Regions from separate parts of the Homo sapiens genome. Here region 2 is linked to region 1. A link is a contact called in ENCODE Hi-C or POLR2A ChIA-PET data. All regions are on one chromosome and are shown on one strand. The core of a region is the stretch at or near the end of the contact, and the rest is flanking DNA. Distances in the headings are between cores, read along the strand shown. Region 1 overlaps FRMD4B (FERM domain containing 4B). Region 2 holds the start of EOGT (EGF domain specific O-linked N-acetylglucosamine transferase).

Region 1 (2,700 bases), core at 113-2,612:
AAATATTTTATTTCTCTCCTGTTAAATTCATAGAGACAGAAAGTAGAATGGTGGTGGCCATGGACTGCGGGAGGAGTGAATAGGGAGCTGTTTAATGGGTGCAGAGTTTCTGTTTTTCCAAGATGAAAAAGTTCTGGAGATTGGCCGTACAACATAAACACGTCCAGGCGTGGTGGCTCACGCCTGTAATCCCAGTACTTTGGGAAGCTGAGGCGGGTGGATTGCCTCAAGAGTTCGAGACCAGCCTGGCCAACATGGTGAAACCTTGTCTCTACTAAAAATACAAAAAATTAGCCAGGTGTGGTGGTGCGTGCCTGTAATCCCAGCTATTCAGGAGGCTGAGGCAGGAGAATCGCTTGAACCCAAGAGGCGGAGGTTGCAGTGAGCCGAAATCATGCCACTTGCACTCCAGCCTGGGCGACAGAGCAAGACTCTGTCTCAAACACACACACACACACACACACCCAACATAAACATTACTTAACACTACCAAACTCTATTCTTAAAAATGGTTGAGATGATAAATTTTATGTATATTTTACTACAATTTAAAAAAATTTATTCTTAAATCTAGAGTTAGAAAAAGGATACATAGGCCAGGCATGATGGCTCATGCCTGTAATTTTGGGAGGCCGAGGAGGGTGGAACCCAAGGTCAGAAGATCGAGACCATTCTGGCTAACATGGTGAAAACCCATCTCTACTAAAAATACAAAAAATTAGTCGGGCGTGGTGGCATGTGCCTGTAGTCCCAGCTACTTGGGAGGCTGAGGCAGGAGAATTGCTTGAACCCGGGAGGCGGAGGTTGCAGTGAGCCAAGATAGCGCCACTGCACACTCCAGCCTGGACGACAGAGCAAGACTCTGTCTCAAAAAAAAAAAAAAAAAAAAAAAAGAACACGTAAAAGAAAAACAATCAATGCAGATAATGTTTTCCTACAAAAGAATGGAAAGTCAAAGAAATGTGTTTCTCTTCTGGGAAACTTCCTACTAGACAAGTGAAAAATTATTTATGGTCAACTTGAAGCCCCAACTCTTTAATCCTTCTTCCTGTATGTGTGATTCAATGTGTCTTTCCTGATCACACAAAAAAATGGATTAACCGCATTAGCCATCTGAACACAGATAAGAAGACTGTATTGTTATGTGTTATGTTATCACTTAGTGTGTTTCCAGAAACAAACCAAAAGGCCTGGAAATGCTTATCAGCGGGGGAATGTAGAATTCTCCCTCAACAATGTCGTCTCACAGCTCCTGTAGACTCTGGATGGTTTGCACTTTGAGAAGTGGAAGTAGTTCATGTCATGCTACTTTCTATTCCTACCGAATGCCACGCATGCCTGTGTCTCAGCCAGCCGCTACCTGAAGAGGCCAAGTATGCTGAGTTTCATTTCAGGACCAAGTAGCTATGATGGGTGTAACGGCCTGGTCCACTCCAGTGGAGAAAGAAACTGAGAACTCAAATGGGTCAAGAGAGTTACTTCCTGTATAGGACTGATCCTATGTGGTGTTAGTAACTGTCTAAAGATGTATTAAGGTGGGACTTAGGGTTTTTGTGTTCATTTAGTTGCATCAGGTTTTTTTAAGCTGTGAAATGCAAGGGGTTTTGAAATGCAAAATACTTAAGCTGTGAAATGCAGAAGCCTGACTCCTACTCTGATTCTATGGTTCATAGAGTAGAGTGTGTGGTCCAGCAAGAGGCTGAAATAAGAGTGGAAAATGCTGCTTATGTGTCCCCTTCTGGGAGATTCATAGCGCTCATGAGCAGATTGAAAACTTAGCCAAGAGAACTTGGGAAACTTTGTTTAACTTTTAACCAAGTATTGTAGAGAGGAAAATCACTTCTCAAGAGTTTTCACAAAAGTGTTTTGTTGATTCATCAAAGGCCCGACCTGAAATAAGACAAAAACGTTTCATTTCTGTCAAGTAAGCCTTCTTTATTCTGCTGGCCAGGAAGGTAATGATTCTAACAAATTTGTGTTGGGATACAAAAAAAGAAACTGGTTGGGTGCAGTCGCTCACACCTGTAATCCCAGCACTCTTGGGAAGCCGAGGCTGACAGATTTTCTGAGATTCAGGCGCTTGAGACCAGTCTGGCCAACAAGGTAAAACCCCGTCTCTACTAAAAATTAAAAAATTAGCCAGGCATGGTGGCTAATTTCAAGAAGAATTGCTTGAACCCAGGAGGCGGAGTTTGCAGTGAGCTGCGATTGCACCACTGCACTCCAGCCTGGGCAACACAGCGAGGATCCATCTCAAAAAAACAAAACAAAACAAAACAAAACAAAAAAACCCCCAAAAAACAAAAAAGGAAACCTCTAACAGTGGTAAAATGCATGTGGTTTGGAGCCCTAATTTGCCACTCTCTAGCTATGTGACCTAAATAGTAAGCTACTTAACAGCTACAAATCTCAGTTTTCCTATCTATAACATGGGGACAATGACAGTGCCATCAAAGGGTTGCTGTGAGGATTAAACATATTAATAATAGTAACGATGGCAAATATTGTTTATTGAGACAAAGAAATGGTTCCAGAGAGGCTAGGCAAACTACCCACAGGTACATAACAAGTGGCTGGGCCTGGATTTGAACCCAGGCAGTTAAATTCCAAAACTCCTCTCTTCACTACAGCCTTCCCATTGATTCCAGTGGGTACTCAGCATAGCGCCTTGCCCATGGGAGATGATATTTTTATTATTAT
Region 2 (2,700 bases), core at 184-2,683, 230 kb before region 1:
CAGGCATCCACTGGAACTGGCCAACAGGATACTTAGTGGATCAAACATTCCCAGAAGCAAACAACTTTCCCATTCTCACAGCAGTAATCCCACTGGCTGAATCACAGGGCTACCCACCTAGAGTGGCGAGCCTGAGGGTTCCCAGGCCTTCCTATTTTTTGACTCGTCCTTCCCGGTAATAAAGTCATTGTTATGACCAAGCCCTGACCTTTGGTTATCCAAGTCCATTGTCCTCCAGTGAGCTCTGGCCATCACTAAACTCACCGATCAGTGGAGAAGTAACGCTTAGGCGATGGAAAAAATCTAAAGACGCAGATCAGAAAGCTGGCGTCTGGCGAGGGCATGTACCCACTTGCATAAGGCGGCTGGGGGTGGCTGCTGGGCCTGGCACAAAGCCTTCCTGGTGTCGGTCGTCCTGCAAGGCCCGCCGGGATGGGTGGCTGCACTCCTCCAGCACACGGACGCTTTACTGGCCAGGCTACTTTTCCTTCAGCTCAAAGCAGCTGGAATCACTCCACTCCAGAAACCCTTGATTCGATTTCCACAGGCCTAATGAGGAAGGAAAAAAGGGAAACATCTGAAAGATGATGGATAGGAGGCAAAACCTGGGGTTGACACAGCGGGCGAAATGGGGCAATGTCGCAGAGAGAGAGAGCTTGGAAAAGTTTAAAGACGGCAGTGGGCAAATGGAAAGTTCAACACGTGAGACCCCGAATGACACCTCAACGGCTGGCCCCTACTTGTGCCAAAAAGTCTCTCGGCGGGTGCCAGGCAGGGCTCAGGAAGTGCTCGGCTGCCCCTTGAACGTCAGTCCCGGCAGAGCCCAGCTGTCCGCTTGAACGTCAGTCCCGGCCAAGGGCTGAGGGGTCAGTGGCGAGCACCCCGCCGCGGCTGAGACGCCGCGCTGGGGTTCCGGACCCCGGGCGCCGCCAGGGATTGCTTCGGGGTCGGTGATCTCCCGGGGCCGCCCGCCACCGTGCACCGCGGCGCCCCGGGTCCCCAGCGCGCCTGGGAGGGGCCCCGGGGAGCGGCTCCGCCCCGGCTGGAAACCTGGTCAACGCGGCTAGGGCCCGGGGCCCGCCTGCGCTCCGGGCGCTGGGAAGGGGCCGGGCGCCCGGGGCCGGGGAGGGCCAGGATCGGCTTCCGACGCCCGCCTCCCGGCCCGCAGGGAATGGGAAGGCGCGGGCGGAGTGCGTGCGTAGGCTATAGCCCTCCGGGAAGCCGCGCCGGGAGCGGCTACCACCCGGGCAAGAACAGCGCAGAGCGCTGCGGCGGCGGGAAGGAGAGCGGGGGAAGGCTCCGCAGATTGCGGGGGAGTCCCACCTGGAGCCGGGGCAGCCGTGAACTACCGAGGAGGAGGCGGAGGAGACGGCGGCTGTTCCAGAGGAGGGAGTCGTCATAACCGGCTACTGCCGCTCACCGGAAACCTCGGGCGCGGGAGCTGGGCCAGGGGGCGCCAAGGAGCAGCTGGGACACCTTGGCCAGCCGGCGCCGTGGGCGGGCTCGGGCCCCGCAGAGGCAGGACCGGGACTACACCCAGGAGGGCCAGGGCGCGGGGCCCGACGCTCGGAGCGGCTTCAGCCCGGCGAGCGGCCTCGACCCGGCGAGCGCAGCAGGGAGGGGCTCAGAGTCGAGGAACCATCTGCCCTTCCTGGCGTTCTCCCGCGAACGTTCGCGCGAGTCCGCCAGCTCCCTCACCAGGGCCGGAAAGACCGACGGCACGTGCCGGCGCCGGACGCCCATCTCCATCGCAGCAGCCCGCGCCTCCTTGAGCGAGAGCGTTAAAGCGCTCAGAGGATGTTAGGACGGGGTGGGTAGAAAACCTGACTCTTCGTGTCTTCTGCGTTGCACTGAGGTGGATTTTTACTTTTGTCTTATTTCAAGCAGAAGTTGCCGCCCTAACTTCCAAATTTGGGGACTGAACATCGTTCACCGAATACACTTTGTGATGGTGAGGATACTTTGGAGTCCACACACATTTTAAAAGCAGTATAGTTTTACCTATCCGTAAACTCATCAAGTTCAAATGCTACTCTGTGGAGTTTAATTTTTATGGTTTTGTTAATTTACTTTATTACTGCTTATAATTATTTGAACTCCCATCCCCCACTGTCTTTTCCTCTAAGCTCCCCCAGGCCTAGTATTCCATCTACAGCACAGTAGAGTTGATCATTAAATAGTGACTAAAGTTGAACTGATTATATGAAGGTGATGACTTCAAAATAAACATGCTCAAATGAATATAGTCACCAGAAGTTAAATAATATGATCATAAGGAAACAAGTTTGTTTCCAAAGGCTTACATGCTTTTTACGTAATTTTTAAAAGTAATGTTGTTTAAGAATTGTTACAAGTTCCATTAGTGACCTGCTAAATTAGGAATCTTACCTGGAATTTTTTTCAAATAATAACAGCAAGAACATGTGGTGTTTAACATGTGCCAAACATTGTTTTAAAGCACTTTACAGTATTAATTTATTCTTTTTATTGAAAAGATTTTGCCTCTAAGGGAACTGTCAAGAGGCATGTGAACCGGAGCAACTCCATCTTAAATAGGAGCTGAGTAAAATGAGGCTGAAACCTACTGGGCTGCATTCCCAGGCCGTTAAAGCATTCTAAGTCGCAGAATGAGATAGGAAGTCGGCACAAGATACAGGTCATAAAGACCTTGTTGATAAAACAGGTTGCAGTAAATAAGCC

Evidence for each region. A loop is a pair of places that touch in the nucleus more often than their neighbours do. ChIA-PET counts read pairs that join two places held with the same protein, here RNA polymerase II (POLR2A). Pooled maps may share reads with other maps.
Region 2: a pooled map shows a loop between it and region 1 (2.2-fold over the local background). The contact joins the promoter of EOGT here to the enhancer-like site in region 1. A Hi-C loop is called at or near these places in 6 of 50 pooled maps. POLR2A ChIA-PET finds 5 or more read pairs at or near these places in 4 of 52 experiments (T-cell, WTC11, activated B cell and 1 more).

Annotation. Positions count from the first base shown.
Region 1 is chr3:69,239,614-69,242,313 of GRCh38, forward strand. The region is part of intron 7 of FRMD4B (FERM domain containing 4B); the gene reads right to left. Among named protein-coding and RNA genes, the nearest start is that of LMOD3, 120 kb to the left of the region's middle. Within about 2 kb of position 1,363, at least 4 of the 41 ENCODE cell types and tissues checked have a DNase peak (open chromatin) inside an H3K27ac peak, as active enhancers do.
Region 2 is chr3:69,012,251-69,014,950 of GRCh38, forward strand. It overlaps EOGT (EGF domain specific O-linked N-acetylglucosamine transferase), which reads right to left and starts at 1,434. Exons shown (of 18, transcript NM_001278689.2): 1 at 1,324-1,434; 2 at 265-549. It overlaps EOGT-DT (EOGT divergent transcript), which reads left to right and starts at 870. Exons shown (of 1, transcript NR_185971.1): 1 at 870-2,700. RefSeq lists silencers at 752-1,301, 1,362-1,661.